Regions from separate parts of the Homo sapiens genome. Here region 1 is linked to region 2. A link is a loop called in an ENCODE intact Hi-C map of the cell type or tissue named here. Cell type or tissue: heart right ventricle. All regions are shown on one strand. Links, peaks and the distances in the headings refer to the core of each region. The heading gives the core; the rest is flanking DNA.

Evidence for each region. Hi-C counts contacts between places; a loop is a spot of excess contacts. Peaks named below come from ENCODE experiments on the same cell type or tissue, not always from the same donor. Only the 100,000 strongest peaks of a DNase experiment are listed, where the experiment ranks them.
Region 1: a loop joins it to region 2, with 2.4 times the contacts of the local background. A loop is called at or near these places in 20 of 110 quality-filtered maps.

The regions. Positions count from the first base shown.
Region 1 is chr20:34,853,684-34,869,057 of GRCh38, forward strand. It overlaps GGT7 (gamma-glutamyltransferase 7), which reads right to left. Exons shown (of 15, transcript NM_178026.3): 2 at 9,630-9,865; 3 at 9,131-9,282; 4 at 7,762-7,879; 5 at 6,571-6,638; 6 at 6,286-6,359; 7 at 5,760-5,956; 8 at 3,123-3,210; 9 at 1,113-1,240; 10 at 848-936. Among named protein-coding and RNA genes, the nearest start is that of GGT7, 11 kb to the right of the region's middle. RefSeq lists an enhancer at 9,350-9,901. In heart right ventricle, for the core only: no CTCF peak of the experiment used is centred there; a DNase peak (open chromatin) is centred at 8,202.
Region 2 is chr20:35,259,954-35,275,327 of GRCh38, forward strand. MMP24-AS1-EDEM2 (MMP24-AS1-EDEM2 readthrough) reads right to left here. Exons shown (of 15, transcript NM_001355008.2): 2 at 12,052-12,192. MMP24 (matrix metallopeptidase 24) reads left to right here. Exons shown (of 9, transcript NM_006690.4): 5 at 3,838-3,999; 6 at 7,252-7,466; 7 at 9,807-9,945; 8 at 11,616-11,882; 9 at 14,319-15,374. The coding sequence ends at 14,656. Among named protein-coding and RNA genes, the nearest start is that of MMP24-AS1-EDEM2, 10 kb to the right of the region's middle. RefSeq lists enhancers at 1,321-2,082, 2,083-2,846, 2,847-3,608, 13,746-13,815. In heart right ventricle, for the core only: CTCF peaks have their summits at 9,517 (motif pointing left) and 9,717; a DNase peak (open chromatin) is centred at 9,508; H3K27ac peaks cover 96 bases.

The DNA of each region.
Region 1 (15,374 bases), core at 3,687-11,686, 410 kb before region 2:
CCAAACAAAGCTTTACATGTATGATTTTGTTTAGTCCTTACCACAACCTTACAAGGTTGATACCATTATTGTCAAGCCCCCTTGTAGAAACAGATTTAGAGAGTTTAAACCACTTGCCCAAGGCTGCACAGCTAGCGAAGGGTCAAGCTGGAATTTGAATGAAGGCAGTCTCACCAGAGCCCACAAGCTACTACTATGTTATGTTGCTAATGAAGCTGTATTACCACCACCTTCAGTATTTGCTTGGAGACTGTTTGTTTGTTTGTTTTTGGAGACAAAGTCTCACTCTGTCACCCAGGCTGGAGTGCAGTGGCATGATCTCGGCTCACTGCAACCTCTGCTTCCCGGGTTCAAGTGATTCTCCTGCCTCAGCCTCCTGACTAGCTGGGACTACAGGCACGCGCCACCACGCCCGGCTAATTTTTGTATTTTTAGTAGAGGCAGGGTTTCACTATGTTGGTCAGGCTGGTCTCAAACTCTTGACCTCAGGTGATCCACCCGCCTTGGCCTCCCAAAGTACTGGGATTACAGGCGTGAGCCACCGTGCCTGGCTTTTGTTTGGTATTGAGCTTTCTTTTCCTACTCAAAAGGAGGAGCAGATGGGCTTATATAGGTGCTATGCTAGCCTCAAAAAAATTTAAGAGCCACATGAAGTAAGCCAACTCATTGTGCTGATAGGAAAGGTGAGGTGCAGGGAGAGGCACCCAGTGTCACGTTGTGAGTTGGGGTTGAGCTGAAATTGACTTAGGATTTCAGGCCTTTATTGCTATACCAGCTGCTTTTCTCCTGACCCTTTCCCCACACCCACCGCTGCCTCTGTAGCCCCCAGGTCCTGCCCAAGACCCACCTGAGCATGTCATCCATGCTCTCAGTGATGGTAGAATCATAGACGGGATCTCCCAGTCTGCTGGCCAGGGCTAATGCAATCTTCAGGGTCTGAAAATACAGCAGGGATATGGAAGAGGCTGCCAGGCCCCTCCCAGAACCCACACCCAGTGGACTTTCGTGTGTGAGAAAACTTGGAGGGGATTTAGTCCTGCCCTATGGCAGTACCCAATCTCCCCACTCCTAATATCCTTAAATCCAGGGAAAGGCAGACGGGTCAGCCTTACCTCTGCCACCCAGTGAAGAGCCTGTTCTCGGGATACCAGGCTGGTGAGATTGAAGCCCTCCAGGATGTTGAGAGCACTGATGAGGGCAGGGCCCGTGTGCGGAGGTGGGGGACTAAGAACCAGGTGGCCTGAAAGGACAGGAAGTGACTGATGGCAGGGTAGGGGTCAAGGCACCTTCACATCCCACATCCCATCTCCACATTCCACCATCACACACTGAGACCACTGCGCTGAACTCCCTCACCAGATGGGGAAACTGAAACATTGAGAGGCAAAGAGACTCATTCAAGTTCACATGGCAAGTCAAGGGCAGGGCCAGGACTTGAACTCAGAACACTGGTCTTCAGTTTCCTCTGCCATTTGAGAAAACTAAGGCTCAAGAGGGCTGTGGCTTGCCCAGAGTCACACTGCAGGCTATCAGCAGAGCACAGCAGAAACAGGTGACCAGATGTTCATATTCCTGGCCTGTCATGTGTCTCCTTTTAGCTCTCCCATAGGCCAGGATATTATCCATGACTCCTGATGGTCTCATCCAGCCCCAAACTTCTTGGCAGCAGCAACCTTCTCTTCCTATTCTGTTACTAGATGTTTGGACATCAAAGGAATAATAGCTGATGCATAACACTAACATTAACTCATTTAGTCCTCACTGTGGCTACTGTTATCACACATATTTGATAGGTCCAGAAACTGTGGTACAGAGAGACAAGGGGAATCCAGAGCACTCAAGGTACTAGCATTGTTGAGACAACCCAGGCTGGGAAGGGGAAATGGAAAATCTATATTCAGTGCATGCTCTGATCAGGGCAACTTCCTACATCATCTCATCAAATCCTTATGGGCATCCTAAGATGTAGGCACTATTATTATTTCCATTTTAAGGAGGGAACCAAGGCTCAGAGTGGGAAGTAGCTTGTTCAAGGTAAATGGCACAGTTGGTACTCAAACCCAGGTCTTCCTAGCTCCAACGCTACGCTTGTTCTTTTTTCTTTTCTGTGTGTGTGTGTGTGTGTGTGTGTGATAATGGTCTCACTCTGTCACCCAGGCTGTAGTGCAGTGGCACAATCATGCTTACTGCAGCCTTGACCTCCCAGGCTCAAGCAATCCTCCCATCTCAACCTCCTGAGTAGCTAGGACTATAGGTACACCACCACGCCTGGGTAATTTTTAAATTTTTTATAGAGACGGTGTCTCACTATGTTGCCCAGGCTGGTCATGAACTCCTGGGCTCAAGTGATCCTCCTGCCTCAGCCTCCCAATGTGCTGGGGTTATAGGCCTGAGCCACTGCACCCAGCTGATAGGCTCTTTCCATTGCTTCATATTCCACTGCCTCTGGCAGAGGAATCAGGTTGGAGATTGAGGCCTGGAAAGTTGAACTCAGAGAAACCCTTTCCTGGGGCTTGATGTGATCTGGCTCTCCTAGAAGGGAAAGAACCTGAGAATCTTCTGAGAAATCCAGCACCTACCACCTTGGGTTCAGTAAACATGGACCCCACCCATGTCATAAGCTTGGTTTTCTGGGTTCCCTGTTGGTTTTCTTGAGTTTGGCCAGTTGTTATATTCCCTCCTCGGGCCTCAATTTCTTTTTGGCACTATGAGGAGCTGGGTCTATGACTGTCTTGAAAGGTTCATTCTACTGTGAAGCTTGGATGGACTTTGTCTTAAAAATTCTTAGGAAGTACAGGGCAGTGACAGCGCTGCTGGGGAAAGGGCAGAGGCAACACAGAGCCCAAATCAAGAAAACCTATGGCCAGAACCCCAACTTCCAGGTTGGACCCTTTGACCAGGTCCACCCCCCAATATCCTAAATACTTGGGGTAACTGACCCCACAGCTACTTTTCAGAAGGTGGGCTGACTCTGGTTTGCTTCAACAGTTGACTGCCCAGGTAGCTCACTGCCTTAGTTTCTCTCCTGTGAAATGGAGAGGAGTCTCTAGGCCAAAACGATGTGGCCATGGACTGGGAGGCTTCTCCTGAGGGGGGACCCTGGGAGCCGGGGGAGAGGTCACCTCTGTACACGCCACACACAGGCTTCTCCACAAGGGCGCTGTAATTGCTGAAGTCCTCTTCGGTTATGACACCCCCTGCGTGCTGAGCCTGGAGGGAAGAGAATGAGGGAATGACCTCCCACCACTGTGACATGGTGGTTTTGGCCTATAACACGTTTGGATCACAGACAGATCAGCTGTTTATAACTTCTGTGCCTTCTGCAACCCCCATCGTGGCCTTTAGAGACCCCATTATCCCTAGACACCTCAGGAAAAAGGAAGGGGGAAAAGCACTAACATTGAGCACCTATCATGTGCCAGGCATCACACTGGGTACATTCCATGAATGACCTCCTTAGCTTGCCATTCAAGACTTTTTGTGATCTGGCCCCAGCCTACCCCTCCCACCTCATGTCCTGCTGTTCCCCAGTGAGCTCTATGCAGCTGCAGAGTGACCTGCAGTTCCTGAACTCATGCCTTCGTGTCTTTGTACCTGCTGCTCTCTCTGCCTATGTAAAAGGAAGGTTTTCTACTTATGGCACACTTGCCTAGGAGATACCAAAACTGAATGCTGCATCTCACCACAACCAACTAAAGCCACTAGAAAACCATGACTTTGAGTGATCCTAGAAGGACTGACCCTTATTGGACATAACCAAGCCCTCATTATTGACCAATGAACCAATCTTGTACAAACCAATGGGCTCATTCCATCCTATCCAGTGTGCTGTCAACCCTAAATTAGCATAACCACTCTGAATCCTTTCCTTTTTTGTACCTTATAGTACTTGAAACCCTTGAGTTATCTATCTTCAGAGAATTACACATTGATTTTTTTTTTTTTTTTTTTTGAGGCAGGGTCTCATTCTGTCGCCCAGGCTGGAATGCAGTGGCACGATCATGGCTCACTGTAGCCTCAACCTTCCCAGGCTCAGATGATCCTCCTGCCTCAGCCTCCTGAGTAGCTGGGACTACAGGCACATGCCACCACACCTGGCTAATGTTTGTATGTTTTGTAGAGATGGGGTCTCACTATGTTGCCCAGGCTGGTCTCAAACTCCTGAGCTCAAGTGATCCACCCATCTTGGCCTCCCAAAGTGGGGATTACAGGCATGAGCCACCATGGCCTGGCCCATTTGAATTCTTGAGTTCCTTTTTCTGGCAAGTTAATAAACTCAACTTTGGGTTTCTTTTTATCAAAGATCTGATGGTCTTTGTTACAATCTCCTGCATTCCCTTTGCCACCTCCAGGAAAGGGCACACAACCCAGGCCTGGCCAATTGGGGCATTCCCTTCTGTGCCACAGTGATTGATTTGGGAATAGTCATGAAACCTATGATGAGCTAATAAGACACAACCTGGAGGCTTTTGCTGGAACTACTGGGAAGGAAAAATGCTCTTTCTCTGGGATAGCTTGCTGGAAGGATGGCCTGATATGGGCTGGTGGGGAGCAGGTGGAAAGGATCTGAGAGTGAATCCAAACAAAGGAAAGTAGAGTTGAGAGAGAGAGAAAGAGAAAGAGGGAGAGCAAATCCTAACACAGTGGATTGATAATCTGGACACAGAAGAATCTAAAGCCAGTAATCTCCTGGACTTTCCAGTTAAGTCTGTTTGAGTCTATCGCCACATCCAGTGCCCAGCATAGGGCTTGGCACAGAGCAGGCACTCTGTGAATGTTGAATGAATAACAGACCTATTTAATTCCCACAACTGTATGGCAGAGACAGATATAATCATCCCCATTGCTCAGATGAGAGAACCACTGAGTTGGTCTATGCATCCTTACCATGAACTTAATTTTCCATTAGGACTTTTGCACTATTAATGACAGTTCTCACATCTGTTACTGCCTGAGACTGGGACTCTTTGGGATTGGATGGTAAACTTCTGTGTCAATCTCCCCAGTCTTGATACTCAACAATGAAAGAGGTGCTTCCCTCAGTCCCTAGAAAACCCAAAAGCAGGGAAGGATTGTGAGCTTAGGGAAGCTGAGGCCGATACTGGGTCTCCACCAGGCCTGGGAGGGACATGACAAGCCCCTGCACAGGCTGGCATCACCCCTGAGAAGCCCAAAGGTACCTCTGAATCAAGACAGAACACTTCTGGCTAGGCATGGGGGCTCACACCTGTAATCCCAGCACTTTGGGAGGCCAGGACAGGTGGATCTCTTGAGGTCAGGAGTTCGAGACCAGCCTGGCCAACATGGTGAAACCTCATCTCTACTAAAAATACAAAATTAGCTGGGTGTGGTGGTGCACACCTGTAATCCCAGTTACTCGGGAGGCTGAGGCAGGAGACTCACTTGAACCTGGGAGGCGGAGGTTGCAGTGAGCCAAGATCGCACCACTGCACTCCAGCCAGGGTGACACAGCAGGACTCCGTCTCATAAAAAAAAAAAAAAGACAACACTTCCATCATCCCAGGAGGTTTTTCATGTCATATCCCAGTCAGCTCCTCCCAGCCCCACCAACCACTGATCTGATTTCTGTCACTAGAGGTTAGTTTTGACTATTCTAGAATTTCAAATGAACATAATCCACAGTAAATAATATAGAAAGAAAGGGAGGGAGGGAGGGAAGGAAGGAAAAAATGCGGACGCGGATGTCCTGCAATAGGGACCTTGGGGCATGCCCCCACCCGCACAACACGAGCACTTACCTCGGCCACCATCTCCAGTGTGAGGTTGCCACCTGCGTAGAAGGCAGCCGGGCCGGAGGTGCCAAGTACATCCAGCACCTCAGCCAGGTCGGGCCGATGCAGCAACGAGCCAGGTAGTGGCGGGCGGCCCGATGGCAGGAACGTCTCCCGGAAGCGCTCGGACATGTTGGGTGGCAGCTGTTCAGCCAGGGCACGGGCTAGGGGCAGGGACGGGAGGCTGGGCAGGGCGGGACGCCAGGACTGGACCGGATGAGACGCGCAATAGATGGGGTAGATGGGGGCTGAGTGGCCCACCCTAAGTGCCCTGACCCCCAGGAGCCTGTTAAGTGCGAGGCAGGGATGTCTAAGGGCCCTTCCCAGACCCCCTCGTTTGAGGCCGCCTCCAGGTGAGGGTGGGATAAGGTGGGGAGGGGGTCTGAGGAGCAAACTGGAAGAGAGGGCCTCTCTGGCTTGGGCTCCAAATCTCAAAGATTCTACCCTTCTCCATCAACCTCATGTCTCTCCCAAATCCCCAGGCCCCACTGACCTAGATCATGAGTCACGTTGAAGCCATCTTGGGCCACAGCTGCTGCAAAGGCCAGGACTTGGGACCATGGCAGCCTGGGGGGGCCGGAGAGCAGGGGGTGGAGGAGGTCCTGGGGGAATGAGGAGGGGTCCGGGGGGAGGGGGGTTCCTGGGAAGGAGAGTCCTGGCAAGGGAAGGGGATATTAGGAGGGGGAGTTGGGAAAGGAAGAATCCAGGGAAGTAGGAGAAGGCCACCCAAGGAGAGATGCAAACGGGGGTCCCTGGTCCCCAGGGGGAGGGTTGTTACCTGCCATAGAGCTGGTGAGCTTCATGTAGCCCCTTCACCATTCCGGGAACCCCCACCAAGAGCCCAGGCTGGGCAAGGCGGGTAGGCGAGGGAGAGAGGAGACCAGGTCACTGGAAGGGGGGTGCTGGGCTGAACTCCGCAGAGCCCCAAGCCAGGGATGGCTGGCACAGGGGAGAGACACAGGCCAAGTATCCCAGGGGAGGGACAAGCTTTCCCAAGCAGGCACCCCTCCCATCTCCCTGACTTCCTATCAGCAAATGCAGAAAGGCCTCTTTTAGCTGCCGTAGTTGGGGGATTTATAAATTAAGCAAAACTCTTTTAAGAGCCAGGACATAACCAGTGTAGAAAGACACCTGTCTACATTGGATTTCACCAACCCCTGCCTTTTTTTTTTTTTTTTTTTTTTTTTCCTGTTACCCAGGCTGGAGTACAGTGGCATAGTCATAGCTCACTGTGGCCTCCAACTCCTGGGCTCAAGTCAAGCGATCCTTGGTGCATGCTACTGTGCCTGGCTAATTTCAAAGCATTTTTTGTAGAGACAAAGTCTCACTATGTCACTCAGGCTGGTCTCAAACTCCTGGCCTCAAGCAATCCTCCTGCCTTGGCTTCCCAGAGTGTTGGGATTACAGGTGTGAGCCACTGTGCCCAGGCAACCCTACCTTTTAAAACGGTGGACAAAGGACCTTCATTTAACCTATTCAGTTTCACCCCACCATTACTCTGAGCTCTGAAGACTCAGGGGTGTGTTTGGCTTTTGCCACCGCACTAAGTACCCATTTTTCCAAGTTATTCGATATCTTCTTTTTCTTTCAGCAGACAGTTGGTTTACTTCTGGCAATTCCCCTCTAATCTTCCAATATATCAAGGGCTGGGAAAGTTATAGTCAACTGGCTCAGAGTGAGATGTGTGAGTTTCATTGCATCAACTTCGTGACATTTCAGGGTACTCAGTAGCCTTTTTTCTTCCTTCCCACGTGCCAGATAGGTAAGATTCCCAGAGAAGTAAGGTTCCAGATTTTCTAGTTCATTATTTTATCTTGGGGGCTGCCTGACTCTCTCATAGCCTAAGAGAATCCTGCTCAACTCTTTTTCCCACTCCCCTGGTAAATACTTAGCAAATTAATGCTTGGGTTAGCAGAAGGGCAATGAAGAGAGACTCCCCTGAACTCTCTCTTCTCACCAGGGTCCCCACCTTGGTCTCCCAGGATCTTTGCAGGGTCTCTTCCCTGAGGGCCCCTGGTGCGGACTCCCGGAAATCAATTAGGTGGCTCTCATTTCGTCGGATGTCATGTACCAGCATCACGCCCCCACTGGGAGAGACACAGAAGGGGAAGTGTGATGATAACATGCTACCCCTCTGTACAATGAATCTGCTGCCCCTCCACCCCCAGTGGTGAGAGCTGTAGGCTCAGTTTTTCATTTGGGGTCAGGTGTCTGAGCTCCCTCCCCAGCATGGATTCACAGACTCAGCCACCCTAAGAGGATGGGAGCAAAACCAAGAGGGTTGGAGACCCAGGGTCCATGGACCTCTTCTATCCTGTCACTGGAGACTTTAATCCCTGATTAGGAAAAGCCCAGAGACTGGCAGAACAGGATGTTCTGCCCCATGCCCCCACCCTGGACCAGAGCTGGACCCCTGCCAGCTTCCTGCACCTGTCTACTTGGTATGTCCCTTGCCCCTCCCCCAGGACTGGATTATGTAAGGATAGAACATGCAAAACCAAAAGAGGAATTTCTTTGGTACGGCTTGGAGAGCTGGTCTTACAGGAGCCAAGATAGGAACTTTGTCAGCTTGTTCCTTTTCTGTAGCTTATTTACGTCTAAGATGGGGGCTGCAAACTTAAATGCCCACAGCCAAATGACAAACTAAGGCAAGCAGGACAGAGAAGAGGAAGTGGTAGAAACTACGGCAAACTGGACAGTGCATGCCCATCATGGGAAGCAGCTTCTATTCCACGCCAGGTAACTTCAGCCATGTGAGAATGCGGGCCCAAGTTGTTATCGGATTTCCCGATTGTTCAAGAGATGTTGGAAATCTGGATTTTTATGAAAATTCTCAACTTTTTAACAAAAGCAAACAAAATTTTAAGACAGTTCAGTGTCTAAACCAAACCAGTCTGTGTGCTGGGTGTTGCCCATGGGTGGCCAGCTTGTAACTTCTAAGAGTTCTTAGTGCAGGGTGTATTTTTGGAGGACAGAGGGTGCAAGGCTTTTCATCAGACCCATAGGGATTTATGATCCTAGAAGTTGAAATATCTCTGCCTTAATTGATGACAGTATACCTCCACCTGTGCATCTTAATTTATGGTTTACAAATTTCTTTTTCTAGTTAAAAAAAAAAAAAAAAAGCTTCTGAAAACACTTTCAGGTTTTCCATAAGGTAGCTTTGCTCTTCTGACTCCATCCAGGGAGAAGGGGGTGAAATTTGGTGTAGAAAGAGAAAATGCAAGGAGTTGGGGCCCAAAAGCCCCTCTCCCTAAGTTAGGAGTGCTGCACATGAGGCCTACAGACCTGGAGGCAAGAAGTAGGCCTGGGGGACCCCGACCTCCACTGCTCCTTACCCGCCCAGGCCAGAACTGTGTGGAGCCACGATACCCAAACACAAGGCTGCTGCCACCGCTGCGTCCACAGAAGATCCCTGTTTACTGAGCACCTCGATGCCCAGTGAAGTGCAGCGGGCAGCATCGGTCACCACGGCACCCTGCTGGAAGATCTGGGAGGGGAAAGAGGACTTGGTGGGGGCAGGAGGAGCTGTCCACCTCCCTAGGGCACCTCCACTAGCCCTAGAACTCTACGCGGCATGAAGGTCGAAGCCCTGCCCCCTTGTTGCCTTGACTCTGCCCTCATTACCCCAAGTGCCTCCTAATGGATCTGTCCTTATTCTTCCTTGTTCTGTCTCCCTCATGCCCTGGAGCTCCTCTCTTTGGGACCTTCCTCTCCCAAGTCACCACCCTCTCTCCCCTTCTACCACTCAGCCATTCCCCAGTTTCCACAGTTCCTCAAACATTACCCCACTCCCCACTCCCCAGTTTCCTCCCCCTCCCCATTTGTCCCCCTCACCTGGGGGTCCCCGAAGTAGATCTGCATGACCAGCGCCACGGTGACACCGGTAGCGAAGGTGAGACAGGCCGTGACGATGACCGTGAGCCCATCCTGGCGGCAGGAGCACTCGGCCGCTGCGGCGGAGAACGGGTCTTTGCGCGTCTCGCGTAGCGGCGACCCGTCTTGGCTGCCCATCTCCGACGACGACGATGGCAGCCGCTGCAGCCGTGCAGACTTCAGGAAGGAGTCCGGGTCTGCGGGCAGGCAGCCGGGGTCGGTCTGGGCATCTCCTATCTGGCCCTGCCCACCCTCCAGGTGGGACTATTCAGCGCTTTCCCTGCCCCGCCCCTGCCACACAATCCCCGCACTGGCTAGCACTACTCACCTTTCCTCATTTTCGCGTGCACCCCAGGACAGGCGGGGCAACGGTGCCCGGCTAGGAAGAGACAGGGACCTCCCCAGCTGGGCAGCAGGGAGGCTGGATTCCCGCCCCTCCCTGATACCTAGGCCAAATTTCCTGGCACCCAGGGCCCAGGGCTGAGAACACTTCCTGGGGGGTGGGGTGGGGGTTCCAGCCCTCAGTGGAAATCGGATCCTGCCCCAGTTGGGGCCCAGCCTTCCATGCAAGGAGGCAGCTACATAAACAGAGTGGAGGGACCCTGCCTTCCAACCTCACTTCAGTTATCAGCTCACTCATTCCTTAAATATGGAGAGCCCTATGCTAGGTGCCAGGGGACGGGAACAGATAGTTCCTGCCCTCATGTGGTTCATAGAGCCCTGGAAGAAAAAGCCAATAAGCAAAGGAGTCTATAATTACAAGTTGTGGCAGGTGCTATGAAGAAAAAGGAGGAAATGACAGAATAATGGTGGTAGGGGAGGGAGGATTCCTTAGCTGCAGAAATCAGGGAAGGCCTCTCAGGAAGTGACTTTTAAGCTGAAAACTAAGGGATGAGAAGGAGCCAGCTATAATGTAGAGCAAAGAGTATGTGTGTGGAATGTTCTGGAAAGAGGGAACAGTGGATGCAAAGGCCCTAAAGTGGGAATGAGCTTGGCACATTAGAAAAAAAAATAACCAAGGCCTGGGCGGCTCTGGTGTAGCAGGCATGGGGAAAGAGTAGTAAGGGTGGAAGCTAGGCCAGATACATACTGAGCGCAGTGGCTCAATCTTGTAATCCCAGCACTCTGGGGGGCCGAGGCGGGTGGATCACTTGAGGTCAGGAGTTTGAGACCAGCCTGGCCAACATGGTGAAACCCCGGCTCCACTAAAAATACAAAAATTAGCTGGGCATGGTGATGTGTGCCTCTAATTCCAGCTACTTGGGAGGCTGAGGCATGACAGTCACTTGAACCCACAAGGTGGAGGTTGCAGTGAGCCGAGATCGCGCCACAGCACTCCAGCCTGGGTGACAGAGTGAGACTCTGTCTCAAAAGAAAAAAAAAAAAAAAGGAAGATATGTGGGGCTCTACTAGCCTGGGGAGAAGCTTGGGTTTTACCCTAAGGACTATGGGAGGTCACTACTCGAGAGGCTATTTTTGTTTGTTTTTGAGATGGAGTTTCGCTCTTGTTGCCCAGGCTGGAGTGCAATGGCACAATCCTGGCTCACTGCACCCTCCGCTTCCTGGGTTCAAGCGACTCTCTTGCCTCAGCCTCTCCAGTAGCTGTGATTACAGGCACATGCCACCATGCCTGAGTAATTTTGTATTTTTAGTAGAAACAGGGTTTCAGCATATTGGCCAGGCTGGTCTCGAACTCCTGACCCCAGGTGATCTACCTGCCTCAGCCTCCCAAAGTGCTGGGATTACAGGTGTGAGCCACCGCACCCAGCCCACTACTAGAGAGTTTTAAGCAAGAATGTGAAACCATCTGTTCTGTGTGTTATTGTTGTTGTTTGAGACAGGGTCTGGCTCTGTCACCCCAGCTGGAGTGCAGTGGCACCATCTCAGCTCACTGAAACCTCTGCCTCCCTGCAACCTCTGCCTCCCAGGCTCAAGCCATCCTCCCACCTCAGCTCAGCTTCCTGAGTAGTTGAGACTACAGGCATGCCCCACTACACCTGGCTAATTTTTGTATTTTTTGTAGAGATGGGATTTCGCCATGTTGCCCAGGCTGGTCTCAAACTCCTGACCTCAAGTGATCCACTCACCTCAGCCTCCCAAAGCGCTGGGATTACAGGCATGAGCCACTGCGCCCGGCCTGTTTTGTGTTTTAAAATGATCCCTCTGGCTACTGTCTGGAGACAAACTGGAGGACGATAAGAGTGGAGGTAGGAGAGAACTGAAAGCTCACTATTTGCTGGTGGCTATGGACAAGTCAGTCAAGTCATGCACCTCACCTTCCTCATTCTAGTAATGGAACTAATCCCTAACTGGTGGGATAGGGGTACAAGGATTCCATGAGGTGATGTGCACCCAGTGCACTGTAGGTACTCACTCCAAGTTATTTCTATTCCTTTTCCACCTTGACCAGGGCTGAGACCCTCTTCCATCCCATAGCTCCCTCCTCTGAGTGTTATTAGCTGTGAACCCAGGTCCCTAAATGGCCTAAAGGTCCTAGGTGTTTGTGAACAGTAAAGAAATAGTCTTTACTTTACCTTGACCTCATGCTGTACTCACAATATGTTTTTTAAAGTTTATTCATTCAATTTTTTTAGTACCTGCTACTATGCACTAGGACTATAACCCCTTTAAAAGTCTATGTGATAATATTAAAAACTGACCATTTTATTGTTCTGTTTAAAATACGTGGTTCACTGATGCCAACATAATAAACATCTAAGCTCCTTGTGGTGTTTAAAGACCTTCATGATCCACAGTCCCATCTTTTGTGTAAATAAGAAACCAAATATATAGATAAAATGATGATATATGCAAGAAATGTTTATAAATTATTACAGAAGTTACTCTTGGGAAAGGATACTGAAGATGGGAATGAGATGGGGTGGGAGTTTTTTTGGTTTGAAATTTTTACCACTTATATCTATTTCCTTTTTAGAAATCAATACATAAACCGGGAGTGCTCGTGCATGCCTGTAAGCCCAGCTATTCAGAAGGCTGAGGCAGGAGATCACTTGAGTCTAGAAGTTCAAAGCTGCAGTATGATTGCAATATGAATAGCCACTGCACTCCAGGCTGGGCAACATAGATAGACCCTGTCTCTAAAAAAAATTAACACATATATTTTGAAATGAAAAGGAAAAATTACAGGGAGATAGGAATGGGAAAGGGGACTTTTTTATTCTTCCTCACTATTGCTTTTTTTTTTTTTATCATGAACATGTAATTTTTGTTTTTGTTTTTGTTTTTGAGACAGAGTCTCACTCTGTCGCCCAGGCTGGAGTGCAGTGGCGCAATCTCGGCTCACTGCAACCTCCATCTCCCAGGTTCAAGTGATTCTCCTGCCTCAGTCTCCTGAGTAGCTGGGATTACAGGCACATGCCACCACGCCTAGCTAATTTTTTATATTTTTAGTAGAGGCAGGGTCTCACCATGTTGGCCAGTCTGGTCTTGAACTCCTGACCTCAGGTGATCTGCCTGCCTCAGCCTCCCAAAGTGTTGGGATTACAGGCATAAGCCACCGCACCCTGCTGTTTTTAAACTTTATTTTCAAAAAAAGGTTATCTTCTGAGACTCTCCCTCACTTCATAATGCTTGCCTCTAACCCTCAACATCAGCATCACAGAGTCTGTAAATAAAACTGGAATTCATCCAAACAAACAGACGTTAAACACCCACTGTAGGCACAGAACTCTCCTTGGCCCCTAGAAATGTCTTGTTGTTGTTGTTGTTGTTGTTGCTGTTGCTGTTGTTGTTAATAGAGACAAGGTCTTGCTATGTTCCCCAGGCTGTTCTCAAACTCCTGAGCTCAAACAATCATCCCGCCTCAGCCTCCCAAAGTGTTGGGATTACAGGCGTGAGCCACAGCACCCGGCATTAGAAGTTTCAAAAGAAGTGTGGGAAAGGGTTTTGAACTTATATTTATTGATGCTGACTACATATTAAGCATTTTACATATATTCCTTTATTGAAGTGTTCCCAAGACTTTATGAAATAAGTCCCACTCTCGCCACTTTACAGATGAGAAAACTAAGACCAAGAAAGGTGATATTGCCCATCTCAGGTCATAAAATGAGTAAGTGGGCCAGGTTTGGTGGCTCACGTCTGTAATCTCAGCACTTTGGGAGGCCGAGGTGGGAGGATTGTTTGAGCCCAGGTATTCAAGACCAGCCTGGGCAACATAGCAAGACTCCTGTCTCTACAAAAAAATTTTTTTAATTAGCCAGGAATGGTGGTGTGCACCTGTTGTCCCAACTACTCGAAAGGCTGAGGTAAGAGCATCACTTCAGCCTGGTAGTTCGAGGCTGCAGTGAGCCACTGCCCACCAGCCTGGGCGACAGGGTGAAACCCTATCTCAAAAAATTTAAAGTAAAATATAAAATAAAATAAAATGAATAAGTGGCAGGACCAAGAGTCTGTGTAACTAGAAAGCCTCCTTCCCATTGCTCCACATGGCATCAAGAGCCATTTCTACCCTCAGAAACCAACCTTACAAGCTAATTTTTGTTGCTATTTCTTGGTACTTATTGCTTTGTTTTTGAGAGATAATCTTCCTGCCAGGCTGGAATGCAGTGGCGCAATCTCGGCTCACTGCAACCTCCGCCTTTGGGTTCAAGCATTTCTCATGCCTCAGCCTCCCAAGAAGCTGGAATTATAGGCATGCACCACCATGCCCAGCTAATTTTTGTATTTTTAGTAGAGATGGGGCTTCACCATGTTGGCCATGAGGCTGGTCTCAAACTCCTGGCCTCAAGCAATCCGCCCGCCTTGGCCTCCCAAAGTGTTGGCATTACAGGCGTGAGCCACTGTGCCCGGCCCTAGGTATGGTTTAATTTGTTTTCTCCAGTCAGATATAAGGATCCAGGAGGTAAAGGTGACATGTCCCTATCATAGCTATTCAAGACTCTCTACTCCACCAGTCCATCATAAAGTTATTGATTTATACAATAAAAATATTTACTGAGTACCTACTATGTGCACTGTGGAACAGCTAGGGCAATAACAGTGTTGATTTTACTGATAGGGAAGAGCAACAGCAGGATACTGGAAAAAGATTAATTTGCAACCAGAAGGAATAAGTCTTTTGGGAGAAAGATGACAAGTTCAATTTTGGTTATTATAAATTTGTGGGACACCATAAGAAGCTGTCTGGAGGCAGTTGGCCTAGTAGATATCTAATTTTTACCTTCAGGGCTCATCCCTGGTATCTGCTTGGATACCACTTCTCATTCAATTTTCTTTTAAGGAACATTCTCTCTCCTCTCTCAGCCAACTCCCTCATCCCTGACCAAAGTATATAACTCAGACTTGGCCAGTCAGAACAGGTACCTCTGTGCAGTAACAGGCAATGTGAACAAAGCCAGGCCAATAAGACCCAAACTTTGTTATTTTGCTGGAACTACTGGGAAAGAGAAAGGCTCCTCTTTCTATTACACTTAAGTTGCTAAGTTGGTAGGATGTAAGCCTGTAGCTGCTGGGGGCATCTTGCCCCTAATAAAATGGGAGGCCTTCTGCCAATGAAGCCCACCAAAAGAAGGCAGAGCAAAAGATGGAGAAAAGTCCATTCCTTTTTAGGTACCTTAATCCAGCTATGCCTGAAACCCCATATCCCTGGACTTTTCAGTTATGCTACCCAGTAAAATTCTCTTTTTGGATGTAGCTCAGTTAAACTGGGTTTATAACAAAATAATCCTGAACAAAATTGATTAT
Region 2 (15,374 bases), core at 5,389-13,388:
CTTCTATCTTCCAGAGGAAGAATTTAAAATGTCACACTGCTAGGACATGGCAGAGCTGGGATTCAAAACCAGGCAGTCTGGCTCCCAGAGACTGCATTCCTGACCACTCTGCTTCCCTGCCGCTCACCCTCTTGAAGAGTGAAGACCCTAGCAGCCTCCTGCCCATGGAGCATGGGGTCCTCATAGCAGGCCTCTCCTCCTCATACCTCTGCCTTCACCTCACAAGCTCAGGGAGTCCTCCTGCCCCTGCCCTGCTCCCTCTGTCTCCCCCTCAGGGCTCTCTTGGGTTTCTGTGCAGCAGGATACTGGCTCCCTCGCTCTTCCCTTCCTTTTGGTTCCTGGACCCAAACCACAGGCCTCTTTCCTTTAAGGGGTCACTCCTGTTCTCTGCAGACCCAGAACAGGGGTTAAAAGAGCAAGAGACAAGGCTGCGGACAAAGGTTTTGAGTCTCCCACAGTGCTCAGAGCCGTGTTCCCTGGTTCCCAGCTGAGCTCCCTGTGGACAGCCCCTGGGGAAGAGCCTGCTCAGGAGACAGAGGCCCTGAACAGCTTGTCCCAGGTCATAGAATAGCCCAGGAGCACAGCCAGGACTGGACCCCAGGAAGCAGAGCTGCCTTCCGCTGGCTCTACCAGTTTGTTTGGGATGGAGCTCAGCGATGAGCTCACCCTTCCCTGCTGCCAGAGGGGCCAGGACCTGAGTAAGGAGCTGGGGGCGGCCTGGCCCTCTCATGCCAGCAGAAGGCCAGCCCCAGGCTTTTGGCCAACCTTGCACTGATCTTGCCCATCCCCCTTCCTTTCCGTTGCTCAAAGGTGGCTTCACAGAAGACACTGGCGGTGTCAGTAGTGTGGGAGGCATGTACTGCCCGTGGCCTGGGTCTGCCCCATGGGGTTCTTCTCTCTTCCAGAGACCTAAGCCAGGAAGGCCAAACAATCCCCACCCCCATGTGTCCCTAGGCCAGTGACGCTGGGGCCAGAGTGGGCAGTAGGACTCTAGACCACCTCCTAGGTTCCTGGCAGCCTCCCTGGACTTACAGGTGGCAGGAATGGGCCGAGCCATGCCTTAGGGCCAGAAGATAAGAGGCAGGGCTCAAGGGGCTACAAATGCCAGAGGTCAAGGCAAGCAAGGGTCTGACACTGGGCAGACAGGAGTCAGGACTGGTGATCCACAGCCTACCTGACTCCCTACCCCCTGCATTTTCTCCCCAAAGCTGCGGTTACTTCATCCCCCTAAGTTCAGGCCTCCTTGTCCTGTCCTAGGCACAATACAGAAGCCCAGGGGAGTTGGCTTTCAGAGGATCTGGTTGCTGGCGCTCCACTGGCCTCGTGCTTCCTTTCTGGTCAATGGGCTTCCTCCAGTAACCAAGCTTCTATCTTACATAGGATTACAACAGCTGCCATTCTGTGTCATACCACGCACTTCACGTGTATCTTATTCAACCTCACACAACCCGGTGAGGTAGGTCTGATGCCCCCAGTTTACAAGTGAGGACATTGAGGCTTAGGGGTAGCCCTGCTGGCCATATTCACAAACTGGCAGGGGGAATGAAGGTAATCTGTCCTACTCAGGAGCCCAAGCTCGTAACCACCGTGCCATGGAGCTGCCTCAGTTCCACCCTCAGGATCCTGTGTCCCACTTCCAGGACCTGGAGTGTGTTTTCACCTACACTTGAATCCCTGCCTCAATCTTAGCCAACAGTTCCCTGCTTCCACAACCAAGGTCCTGCAGAGAGCTGCCCACGCCCGGGCCCCACCTGCCCTGCCCGGGGTCTCCTGAAGCTGACTGCCAGTTTGCCAGGACTTGCTCTCTTTGTCCCCACTCCCTCCCTCCACCTCAGGGCATCCTTTTTTTTTTTTTTTTTTTTTTTGAGATGGAGTCTCACTCTGTTGCCCAAGCTGGAGTGCAGTGGCGCGATCTTGGCTCACTGCAACCTCCACCTCCCAGGATCAAGCGATTCTCCTGCCTCTACCTCCGGAGTAGCTGGTACTATAGGCGCAGGCCACCATATCTGGCTAATTTTTGGTATTTTTAGTAGAGATGGGGTTTCACCATGTTGGCCAAGCTGGTCTCGAACTCCTGACCTCAAGTGATCCACCCCGATCAGCCTCCCAAAGTGCTGGGATTACAGGCGTGAGCCACCACGCCCAGCCAGCTCAGGGCCTTTTCATCTCTTGTAGGGGTGGGTTGCCCCTCCACACCTGTGGGTGTTTCTCGTAAGGTGGAATGAGAGACTTAGGAAAGAAAAAGACACAGAGACAAAGTATAGAGAAAGAAATAAGGGGACCCAGGGAACCAGCGCTCACCATATGGAGGATCCCGCCAGCCTCTGAGTTCCCTTAGTATTTATTCATCATTTGTGGGTGTTTCTCGAAGAGGGGGATGTGTCAGGGTCACAAGACAATTGTGGGGAGAGGGTCAGCAGACAAACACGTGAACAAAGGTCTTTGCATCATAGAGAATGTAAAGGATTAAGTGCTGTGCTTTTAGATATGCATACACATAAACATCTCAATGCTTTACAAAACCGTATTGCTGCCCGCAGGTCCCACCTCCAGCCCTAAGGCGGTTTTTCCCTATCTCAGTAGATGGAGCATACAACCGGGTTTTATACCGAGACATTCCATTGCCCAGGGACGGGCAGGAGACAGATGCCTTCCTCTTGTCTCAACTGCAAGAGGCATTCCTTCCTCTTTTACTAATCCTCCTCAGCACAGACCCTTTACGGGTGTCGGGCTGGGGGACAGTCAGGTCTTTCCCTTCCCACGAGGCCATATTTCAGACTATCACATGGGGAGAAACCTTGGACAATACCTGGCTTTCCTAGGCAGAGGTCCCTGCGGCCTTCCGCAGTTTTTGTGTCCCTGGGTACTTGAGATTAGGGAGTGGTGATGACTCTTAAGGAGCATGCTGCCTTCAAGCATCTGTTTAACAAAGCACATCTTGCACCGCCCTTAATCCATTTAACTCTGAGTTGACACAGCACATGTTTCAGAGAGCACAGGGTTGGGGGTAAGGTTATAGATTAACAGAATCTCAAGGCAGAAGAATTTTTCTTAGTACATAACAAAATGGAGTCTCCTATGTCTACTTCTTTCTGCACAGACACAGTAACAATCTGATCTCTCTTGCTTTTCCCCACAATCTCTCGCCTGGACCCCAGCATCCAAACAGATCCCCCTGCCCCAGGTCTTGTTCCCTCTAATCCTCCCTCAACTGCAGCCAGAGTGATTTAATTGTATCACCACCCCCACTCCTACTTAAACCCCCCACTAGCCAAGAAGCTGATCCAAATTCCTTTGTATGGCATTAAGCGCCCTGCTTTCCAGCCTGGCTGACCTCATCTCTCTCCGGCCCTCCCCTCCTGCTTTGTTCCAGAGCCAGGTGGAATGAAACTGCCTGTCTCTGGACTGTGTTTATTGCATTCCATCCGCCAGGAATGCCACCCCCACCCTTCCTCTCCTGCCCCCTGAATCCGTTCTCCTGACTAACTTCTGATCCTTCAAGACTGAGCTTCAACTTCACCTTTGTGAAGCTTTCCCTGAACATCTTCCTCCAGGTTTAAATGACCCCTCTCTCCTCAGAATCCCTGCTCGACCCTCCCAGACATTCTTAAAGCACCCAGAGCCCTCTGCCTCACTTGTCACTCTCTCTCTCCTTGTCCCTGCTCTGCAGAGAGGCTTGGGAGGCAGGGGTTGTGCCTGATTTCTCTGTATGTCCCTGGTGTCCAGCACGGGGCCTGGCACAGGGCCCGTGCTCGGTGTTTGCTGAGGTAATGGGTTGGCTGACCGACTCATATCTAAGCAGGTGCCCTGGGCACCTCCCCACACTCCTCTCCACAGGGAACGACCTCTTCCTGGTGGCTGTGCATGAGCTGGGCCACGCGCTGGGACTGGAGCACTCCAGCGACCCCAGCGCCATCATGGCGCCCTTCTACCAGTACATGGAGACGCACAACTTCAAGCTGCCCCAGGACGATCTCCAGGGCATCCAGAAGATCTATGGTGTGTGGCAGGGAGAGGGGGGACTGCTCCTTCCTCGGGGCTGGGCTGTGACTGCCTACCTGTCATGGGGCAGGGGACGAGGGAGGGGGACGTTGCTATCATCAGCACTGCTGCTGTTTCTCTGTGTGTGACCTTTACAGACTTCCAATGGCTTTGCCTGGCCAGAGGGCAAGGCTTCCCCTGGCACACCTGGGAAACCTAGGGGAGGGTCTGAGCTGTAACTGAGAGGGACAAAAGTGAGGTGAGGGCCACCCATTCCCTCTCCTTTACCCCTCCCCTTCCACACTCTTCCCCGTCCCTTCATGCTTCTCTCCCTCCCTCCCACACCAGATGGTGACTGAGTGCTCCCATAGATTCCACCTCTAGCCAGGCAGGTTCACACATCTGCAGGAGTAACGGTGATACAGCGTGATGGGGACTATAACCAGAGCTTTGTTCTTTAAAAAGAAAAAACGAGGGCCAGGCGTGGTGGCTCTTGCCTGAAATCCCAGCACTTTGGGAGGCTGAGGCAGGCAGGTCACTTGAGGTCAGGAGTTTGAGACCAGTCTGGCCAACATGGTGAAACCCCATCTCTACCAAAAATATTAAAACAAACAAACAAAAAAATTAGCCAGGTGTGGTGGTGGGCAAGTGAAATCTCAGCTACTTGGGAGGCTGAGGCAGGAGAATCACTTGAACCCAGGAGGCAGAGGTTGCAGTGAGCTGAGATCGCACCACTGCACTCCAGCCTGGGCAACAGGGCGAGACTCCGTCTCAAAAAAAAAAAAAAAAAAAAAAAAAAAAAAAGAAAGAAAAGGTGAAAGATGAGAAGCTACTGCTATCTAGGTAAGATATGAAAGGCCTCCTACACACCTCTCTCCCAGTTCTGTTCACACTGGTATGTGAGGTTCTTGTTCTGGTCAAGTCAGGTGAGCTAGGGAGACCAGTTTACTTGAGCAAATGCTTGTCAAGACAGCACAGGCACCCACAGCCCACAGGCTACGGAGCACAGAAGGAGGGCTCCCTCTGGAGGAGATGACCCAGCCAGAGCCCTGGAGGACAGGCAGGACCTCCACAAGTAAAGCAGCAGAGACCAGGTGGGGGCTGTGGGTCCCAGAAGCTATTCCAAAGGTAGAACAACAGGATCTGCTGACAGATCAGACATGGGGTGAGAGGAAGGAGGGAGGGTCAAGGATGCCCCCAGGGTTTCCAGCTTTTGTAATTGTGAAGCAATAGGGTCCACCAGTCTGCAGCTCAAAATTCTAGGCTGGAGGCCGAGGCGGGCGATTACCTGAGGTCAGGAGTTCAAGTCTAGCCTGGCCAACATGGCAAAACCCTGTCTCTACTAAAAATACAAAAAATTAGCCTGGCATGGTGGTGCACGCCTATAATCCCAGCTACTTGGGAGGCTGAGGCAGGAGAATCACTTGAACCCGGGAGGCGGAGGTTGCAGTGAGCTGAGATCACACCACTGCACTCCAGCCTAGGCGACAGAGTGAGACTCCGTCTCAAAAAAAAAAAAAATCTAGGCTGGAATACTTATTTGGGATCTTTGTTGTTCAATACAGTAACCACTAGTCATACACTAGTATGTATTAAATAAACTACTATTAAATAAACTAGTATTAAATTTCATAGTAATGAAATTTAAATTTATATTTATTAGGCCGGGCGCGGTGGCTCAAACCTGTAATCCTAGCGCTTTGGGAGGCCGAGGTGGGAGGATTGCTTGAGGCCAGGAGTTCAAGACCAGCCTGGGCAACAAAGTGAGACCCCTGTCTCTACCCCCCCAAAAATATATTAAAATTATCATTTCAGTTATAGTTCTTTAGTGGGTCTCAGTCACACTAAGAACTAGTCATTCATCTTAAGACCTCAGTAGCCATATGTGGCTGTGGCTAGGGGCTACTGTAGTGAACGATGCAGATATGGACCATTTCCATCATCACAGAACACTCTACTGGACAGCTCTGATGCAGGTCTGTAAAGCCATGAGCCTGGATGAGACCACCTAGAGCAGTGATTCTCAACTTGGCTGCCCTTTGGAATTACCTTGGGATTCTAATAAAAAAACACAGACACCCAGCCCTCAGCTCTAGAGATTTGGTTTTATTAATAGTTGGGTATTGGGCGTGGTGGCTCACGCCTGTAATCCCAGCACTTTGGGAGGCCAAGGTGGGTGGATCACTTGAGGTCAGGAGTTCAAGACCAGCCTGGTCAACATGGTGAAACCCCATCTCTGCTAAAAAAAAAAAAAAAAAAAAAAAAAAATCACCTGGGTGTGGTGGTACGTGCCTGTAGTCCCAGCTACTTGGGAGGATGAGGCAGGAGAATCACTTGAACCTGGGAGGCAGAGGTTGCAGTGAGCTTAGATCACGCCACTGCACTCCAGCATGGGGGACGGAGCGAGACTCCTTCTCAAAAAAAAAAAAAAAAAAAAAAAAGTTGGAGAGCTGGCCTGGTGCTTCCTGAACATCCAGTTTGAAAAGCTCCCAAAGGTGATCCTAATATGCAGCCCAAGTGAAGAAGCACTGACCTAAGGATGAAAATGTAGAGACGGAAGAGAAGAGGACCCAAGGGCACGCCAGCCTCTAGAGTAGGGCAGATGAGGACACGCAGCCAGCAAAGGAGACTGAGAAAGAACAGCCCATGAGGCAGGAGGACAACCAAGAGAGTGTTTCCAGGAAAGTGTTTCTATGAATCTTGCTGCTCAAAATGTAGTCTTCAGACCAGCAGCATCAGCATCACCTGAGAGTGTGAAGGAATGCAAACTCTCAGGCCCCACCCCAGGCCCTCTGAGCCCTCATCTGCATTTTAGCAACATCCCCAGATGATGCATGTGCTTATTAAAGTCTGAGTCAAGTAACCATTGGATGATCTTGGCAGAGCAGTTGGAGTGGGTGACGGGTAGAAGCTGCACTGGGGTGGGAAAGAGAATAAATGAAGGGGGTGAGGAAGTGGGGCCAGTGCGTGTGAAGGGGGCAAAGAGGGTATGGCCTAAGGAAGAGCGCTGACCCTAAGGAAGGACATGATTGCTCTGTAACAGGAGAGAGAAAAGAGAAGATACCAGATTCGGGGATGGAAAGATGAGAGTCCCATTCTAATGGCTATTTTCATCCATTTTCTCAAAGACTGGGGGAGTTAAACTGGGGAGAGGGAACAGGAGGCTGAACTGGGACAGACTTGTCTCAGAGCTGCCTGGGTGATGCTGAGACTGGCAATGGGAGGCGGGAAACGGCTGCCCCCTCTCTAAGATGCAGCTCCTCTCTCCAGGACCCCCAGCCGAGCCTCTGGAGCCCACAAGGCCACTCCCTACACTCCCCGTCCGCAGGATCCACTCACCATCGGAGAGGAAACACGAGCGCCAGCCCAGGCCCCCTCGGCCGCCCCTCGGGGACCGGCCATCCACACCAGGCACCAAACCCAACATCTGTGACGGCAACTTCAACACAGTGGCCCTCTTCCGGGGCGAGATGTTTGTCTTTAAGGTAGGGCCAATGGATTGGCACCACCCAGCTGGCCCCTGACCTTTCCTCCTCCTCCCCGACATCATGGAGCTGGGGAAGGCTCCTGATTTGGGATTCGATTACAATGGGGCCTGGACAGGAGCTAGCCCAGTGGCCAGGGCATGGGGTCTCTTCCTAGTGCTGCTGGGTGAATCAACTGTTCCCAAGAGGGAGGGGGAAAGATGGGTGATCCCTCACCTCCCCTGGGGTTAATGCTGGGAGAAAGTGCTGGAAGCTGGCTTCTGGTCTGTGACCACCCTTCTTGGGACCTCAGTTTCTCCATCCGAAACCTGGGGGAGTCATTCCTCTAACAAAGAGTGTGTGAAGATCCAGTGAGTACCCGGCTCTGAAGATGGTCAACTTGGAGTAGGGGCTAGGTCAGTGGTGGCTGAGTCTGACTCCAGACCCTACCAAGGCTTGAGGGGCTGCTACTGGCAGCAGCCCAGGGTATATCTTGTCATCTGTCCTCCATCAGCCATGGACTGACAGGGTGGCAGTCTGCTTGACGTGTTGCAGGTTGGGCTCTCGGGGAGTGAACTCTGAGGTGGGGTCTGGAATGCAGGATTTCGATTAGAGAGTACTTTCAGAATCAACATTTGTGAGGGGGAGAAGGAAGCAGGACAGGGAAGAGGGAGAGGTTAAGTGGCAACAGAGGCCCATGGCAGCCTCAGCCACCCCCGCAGGGAGCTCTGGGGCTACGGTGGCCTGTCACTCAGCCTACGTTGGGTCCAAAATATCTGGAACATTATAACCCCTACCTCATTCAATCACTGGATGAGGAAGGGCATCCAGTGACTGAGGAGAGCTCTCTGAAGCAGGGAACATCCCCAAAGGGGCTGACAGTTGAAAACTGCCTGCTGGCCACACTGCTGGCCACTGGGGCAACAAGCCCTTCTCTGAAGGGGATCTGGGCAGGGTGGCTCCATCACACAGGATGGTGAAAGAGGCTGCCTCGCTCCCCTTGTGGAGTTCTCCCAGCACGCACTGAGCACTGCGCAGGAATCGGGCAGCGTGAGTCAGCCCCAGTCTGGCTTCTCACTGAGTGGCTCTAGGCAAGTCACCTGGCCTTTCTTAAGACTCCGTATATCTCAGATCAACTTAACAGAGACATGAAAGTCAAAATAAGGTCAAAAACCTGGATGTGAAAGTGCTTTGTAAAACACCTTTTAAAATACTAGCTTTTGTACCATCTTTTACAAATCATGCTTCTTCTTCTGCACTCATTCTACTTTGATCCAACTGAACCGTTCATAGGCAGGTCCGGGTTTTATCATCCCCATTTACACATAAGAAAACTGAGGCCTGGAGGCTGGGCGCAGTGGCTCACGCCTTGCAATCCCAACACTTTGGGAGGCCAAGGAGGGCGGATCATAAGGTCAGGAGATCAAGACCATCCTGGCTAACATGGTGAAACCCCATCTCTACTAAAAATATAAAAAATTAGCCGGGTGTGGTGGCGGGCGCCTGTAGTCCCAGCTACTCAGGAGGCTGAGGCAGGAGAATAGCATGAACCTGGGAGGCGGAGCTTGCAGTGAGCCGAGATTGCGCCACTGCACTCCAGCCTGGGTGACAGAGCGAGACTCCATCTAAAAAAAAAAAAAAAGAAAGAAAACTGAGGCCTGGAGGCTACAGGCCTTGCCTAGACTGCTTGTGTACCAGCCCAAGACTGAGGCACCAGTTACAAGAGGCGTTTTTACTGGACTCGGACTATTTAGCTGCCATTTACTCAACATGGACTGTGTGCCCCGTACTGGTCTGGGCATTTTGCCTAGAATCTCTCATCTGATTCTCCATTATTACCTGCACTTGCAGGTGAGGCCTAGGTCATGCAGCTATAAATGGAGGAATGTGAATTCATGCCCAGGTCTCGAGGGAATTCCCATGACTTGGCTTCCATGATCCTGGCCCTGCTGGATGGAGCCAGCCTCATGGAGGGCGCTCGGCCCAGGCTCAGTGACCACCCCAGCCTCCCACTGTCCCGAGGACCAGTCTGGCTGATGTCAGTGACGCTCCACTGCCCCCATGTGGCCACTCCAGGCCCCAACATCATCCTTTCCGGCTCCCTCACACCTCCTTTTCCACACCAGGCCTGTCTGCTGTTTGTCTCATTGTCCACCCAGCAGCAAGAGTCAGCAGGAGGCTGAATTGAAGACAGTTACAGGAGCATCCTGTCTTCCTCCCAGGGCTTTAAAAGTCAGAAGCAGCTAATGGACAGTCTCGGTGGAGGGCTGGGCTGTTGGGACCTAAGCCCCACAGCTGCAATCACTGGGTTCGGAGGCAGGGCCTGACACACCTCTCTCCCCCTCTCCCGCTTCCTCCCAGGATCGCTGGTTCTGGCGTCTGCGCAATAACCGAGTGCAGGAGGGCTACCCCATGCAGATCGAGCAGTTCTGGAAGGGCCTGCCTGCCCGCATCGACGCAGCCTATGAAAGGGCCGATGGGAGATTTGTCTTCTTCAAAGGTAATGTAGACTGTGCTGTGGGACAGTTCCCTGCCCAAGGTCTTGGGACCTCCTTTTTCCCATCTAAACTGGAAGAGGCGGGGTGGGAGGCAGATGTCCTCAGAGGGCCCCTCTAGTCTAACGGAGACACTGACCTCTGACAAATCAAGTCAGAAAGTGAGACTGAGAATCTGTATGTGCCGAGATTGGTGGGGTGACCAGCTTCGTCCACATGAAGTAGAGTGTGGGACAAGCAATTGAAGACCACCCAGTACCTCATGGGAGGCCATCGGGTCAGTTCTGTAAGAACCCAGAGGGAAGAGGTCACTCAAGCTGGGGAGGTCGGGGGAGGGTGTGGGAGGGAGCTAAGGTGCCCACCCTGTACCCAGCACTGTGCTAGGTTGTTTCATGACAGTTATCTTGACTCGGGCCAGACCTCAGATGGGTGAGATACAGATAGTGAGAAGCAAGGAAGGCATTCCAGAGGGACAACGGCTGAATAAAGGAGCAGGGCTGGGATGTGTACGGACGGCCACAGGGCTTAGAAGGCCCACCTGATGGCCACGGAGGCCCCGCCTTGGAAAGCTGTGAGAAATGGCCCAGAAAGGTCATTTGGAGGCAAATCCTGAAGAGCCCTGGCTGCCAGGCCAGAATGTGGTCTTGATCCATTAGGCCAAGGCTGGAAATTCATGGAATGTTTCCGAGCAGCAGAGAGCCAGAGGGCAGGAGGTGACAGACATGGCAGGGGCAGGGCAGCCATTTCTGAGGTGGTTCTGGAGCGCGCCACTCATGAGGCCCAAATGAGGGAGGAGCCGTGCAGCTGAAGGGCAGGGGACAGCTGCCAGGAGAGTCAGAGGGCCTCAGAAGTGGCTGAATACTCGGCCAGGCGCAGTGGCTCACGCCCGAAATCCCAGCACTTTGGGAGGCCAAGGCTGGCAGATCACCTGAGGTCAGGAGTTTGAGACCAGCCTGACCAACATGGTGAAACCACGTCTCTACTAAAATTACAAAAACTAGCCAAGCATGGTGGCACGTGCCTGTAATCCTAGCTACTCAGGAGGCTGAGGCAGGAGAATCGCTTGAACCCAGGAAGTGGAGGTTGTGGTGAGCTGAGATCACACCATTGCACTCCAGCCTGGGCAACAAGAGCCAAACTCCATCTTAAAAAAAAGAAGTGGCTGAATACTGAGAGGAGAAGGAAAGAGAGGGTCAACAGTGAGGCTAGGACTCCCTGTTGGGGACCTGGGAGGCAGAAGGTGATGAGGAGGGAGCCCCTCTGTGGTGCAGATGAGGAGCTCTGGGGAGCCAGCCAATGCAGAGCTGCCGGTAGGCCGAGGGAGGTCAGGGTTTCTGGCTCTGCTGCTCAGGTCCAGTGGGAGAGCCTCAGAGTCGGGTGTCACTGGTAGCAGGTTTGGGGAGTGGTAGTGCATATGCAAAGTCATGTAAGTGGCTGAGATCACCAGAGAGGAGAGAGGAGCAAGTCACATGAACAAAAGAGGGTGGGACTCGGAGCCCAGGCAGCAGAGGCAAGTTGTCCAGGATCTGTGACTGGCCTCAGGCTTCGTGCCCTTCCCAACTCTAACTGGGCCAAGGGGCTGAGGGCATCAGACTGTTTTCACCTGACACCCTGAAGATGGGCAAACGGCACTGAGTGACTGGGGAAGCTGATCCTGGGCTCCTCTTGGCCACAGGTGACAAGTATTGGGTGTTTAAGGAGGTGACGGTGGAGCCTGGGTACCCCCACAGCCTGGGGGAGCTGGGCAGCTGTTTGCCCCGTGAAGGCATTGACACAGCTCTGCGCTGGGAACCTGTGGGCAAGACCTACTTTTTCAAAGGCGAGCGGTACTGGCGCTACAGCGAGGAGCGGCGGGCCACGGACCCTGGCTACCCTAAGCCCATCACCGTGTGGAAGGGCATCCCACAGGCTCCCCAAGGAGCCTTCATCAGCAAGGAAGGATGTACGTAAGGGCCGGGCCAGGGTGGGCATGGGGAGCCGGTTTTATGTGGTCCTCACCAGTGCCCACGGGCATACTCAGTGCCCATGGGCGTCCAGGTTTGAAAAAACACCTGGTGGCAGACAACTGCCTCATATCTACCCATGTTCACGTGGTCCATTAATTCACTTACCAGCTGCCAAGTCACACTTTTTCATCTGCAGGAATGATTCACGGCAGAGAGACGTTGTCATAGACTGACTTCATTCCTTCAGACAGCATTTCTCAAACACTTATCCTCAGTGTACTCCAGGGACGCCTTGAGTTACCCAATCTGAAAAGCAATGATGGGCATGCATGTTTCAAAGCCACTTTTTCACAGGGCTCGAGGGCAAGAAGATGGAAAGAAAACCTTCAAAAAAAATTTTTTTTTAAATTCTAAGAGATAAGGTCTCACTCTGTCGCCTAGGCTGGAATGCTGTGGCATGATCATAGCTCACTGCAGCCTCAACCTCCTAGTCTCAAATGATCCTCCTGCCTCATCAGCCTCCCGAGTAGTTGGGATTATAGGCACATGCCACTGTGCCTGGCTAATTTACATTTTTTTGTAGCAACAGGGTTTCACTATGTTGGCCAGGCTGGTCTCAAACTCCTGGCCTCAAGCAATCCTCCCACCTCAGCCTCCCAAAGCCCTGGGATTACAAGTGTGAGCCACTGCATCAAGAGAGAAACTTTTTATGTTTCCTGAACTCCTCCTAGAAGCCATGCTGGCCACCAGCCCCCACGACTGCCATCAGACACTCAGCCTGTCTCCCCACCAGCCTAGGAGCTTCTCAGGAGGAGCTGCTAGCCTGGCCAGATGCAGAGTGGGCCTCCAGGAGTGTTTGTTAAATAGATCTCCATTGATATGGTCAAAAACACAGACTCTAGAGCTGGACTGGCTGGGTTCGTAACCACCATAGTACCACTCACTATGAATCTGAGCAAATCTTTAATAAGTTTTCTGTTTTCTCATTTATAAAATGATAATAACAGTACCTACCTTTATATAATGGTTTTGTGAGGATTAAAGAAGACAAATTATGTAGCATACTTAGAAATAATGCCTAGCACACCATCCATGCTGTATATTTTAGCTGCTATCGTCATCATCATTGTCATCATCATGGGTTTCAGTTTATGTGGATTGACAGGATTCATTCACTCACTCCATAATAATAGACAGCTTGTGTGGTGGGAGCTGGGGACGTAGCAGTCAACAGGACTTGCAGACGTCCAAGTCTAGGGGCATAAAGCAAGATGGCAACAGACGCTATAAGGGAAAGACTCCCAGCACTTTGGGAGGCTGAGGTGGGAGGATCACTTGAGGCCAGGAGTTCGAGACCAGCCTGAGTAACATAGTGAGATTCATCTCTACAAAAAAAAAATACAAAAATTAGCTGGGCGTGGTGACATGTGCCTGTAGTCCCAGCTACTTGGGAGGCTGAGGCCAGAGGATTGCTTAAGACCAGGAGTTTGAGGCTGCAGTGAGTTACAACTGCACCACTGTACTCCAGCCTAGGCAATGGAGTGAGACCTTGTCTTAAAAAAAAAAAAAAAGGAAATAAATGCTGGGAGAGAGCAACGAGCTAGAGGGGGCCGTGTTAGAGATGGCTGGGAAGGAGTCTCTGAGGAGGCTTCACTGCTGAGAAAGCCAATGGCCACAGCTGCTATTTGTTGGCTGTCTTGTATACCTGATGCTTTACGCACAAGATCTCCCTTTTTGGGGAGCCTCAGAGACAGGTGACATCAAGGACCGAGACCAATGAAAGCCCTAGCCACGGTGGGAAGCCAGCCAATGAGGACGGCCTAAGCAAGCTGCTTTGCCCACTGGCTGGGCCGCTCAGGCTGTTGCTCGAGCCCTGGGGTGGTTGCCCAGGGAGTGATTGGCAGGGCTGCCCAGCCTCTCTCCCAGAAGGCTCCCAAAGGTCCTGCATCTGTGTTGTGAAGTGATGTGTGCCAAGCCAAAAAAATCCATAATTGCAGAGAGGTCTTGCTGTCAACACAAGGTGAAATCTTGCTCCCTGCCTCCCTTGGCTCAAGCAGGAGCCAGGCTGAGGCTTAATGGAGCCCACATGAGCGGGGCAAGGGGGACCTGTGCGCACAGTGTGACAGAGCTGTGACCCAGGCTTGCGTGCAAGGGGTCCTGTCTGGGCAGCACAAAGTGAACCATGTCCCAGTTCTCCCTGAAGCCCCTCTGGTTTCCTAGCACCCGTAGGATGACAGGCGGACCACTCCAGGTCCCGGGTGCCCCCCTCTGCAGCTTCTTACTCCATGACTCAGCCAAGCACTGCACCCCAAACCTCCAGGTGTGCCCACCTTGCCTCCCTTGCCACAGTGCCTGTGCCCTCCTTTTCACACTGCCCCAGAGCAGGTGCCGGAAGTGTCTGGGAGTGGTGATGCTGGGCTGTATTTCTGCAGATTACACCTATTTCTACAAGGGCCGGGACTACTGGAAGTTTGACAACCAGAAACTGAGCGTGGAGCCAGGCTACCCGCGCAACATCCTGCGTGACTGGATGGGCTGCAACCAGAAGGAGGTGGAGCGGCGGAAGGAGCGGCGGCTGCCCCAGGACGACGTGGACATCATGGTGACCATCAACGATGTGCCGGGCTCCGTGAACGCCGTGGCCGTGGTCATCCCCTGCATCCTGTCCCTCTGCATCCTGGTGCTGGTCTACACCATCTTCCAGTTCAAGAACAAGACAGGCCCTCAGCCTGTCACCTACTATAAGCGGCCAGTCCAGGAATGGGTGTGAGCAGCCCAGAGCCCTCTCTATCCACTTGGTCTGGCCAGCCAGGCCCTTCCTCACCAGGGTCTGAGGGGCAGCTCTGGCCAGTGCTCACCAGGGCCAGCAGGGCCCTAGGCTGGGGTCGTACAGCTGAAGTGGTGGGTGCATTGGCCTAGGCTGAGCGTGGGGCAGGGAATTATGGGGGCTGTGCCCCAGGGTGGGTGTCTGGCACCCAGCTGCCAGCCTTCTGTCCTGGGCAAACTACTCCCTACTTAAGGGAATAGGCCAGGCTCCATCCGGAGGCAGGGACCATGCCAGGAGGAGCCCCTGTGGTCACGGCATCCTGTGGTGTCCATGAGGTACCACAGCTCCACTCCTGGCTGGAACCCAGCACCCTCTGTGGGAAGCCAGCACTAGCTCTCATCCCCCATCCGGGAGATACCACCAGTCCTGGTCCCCTTTTGCCAACACCTGCTGGTCAGATGTCCCCCTACCCCCACCCCACTGTCCTCCAAGGCTACAGGACCCCTGCTTCTGACACAGTGAGCAACAAGCCTGGGTTTCCCTGCTGGCAGACGGCAGATCCCTCAGGAAACCTGCTCCACTTGTCAGGGTCTCTTCGGAGACCCAGGATTTAGGGTCACATGCTGCAGGCAGGGCTGTGGCCCAGCTGGGTCTGACAAGGACCCAGCTGTCACATCGTGAATATTTAAATGTCCTGTCACTACTGTCCCATTTTGCAAAG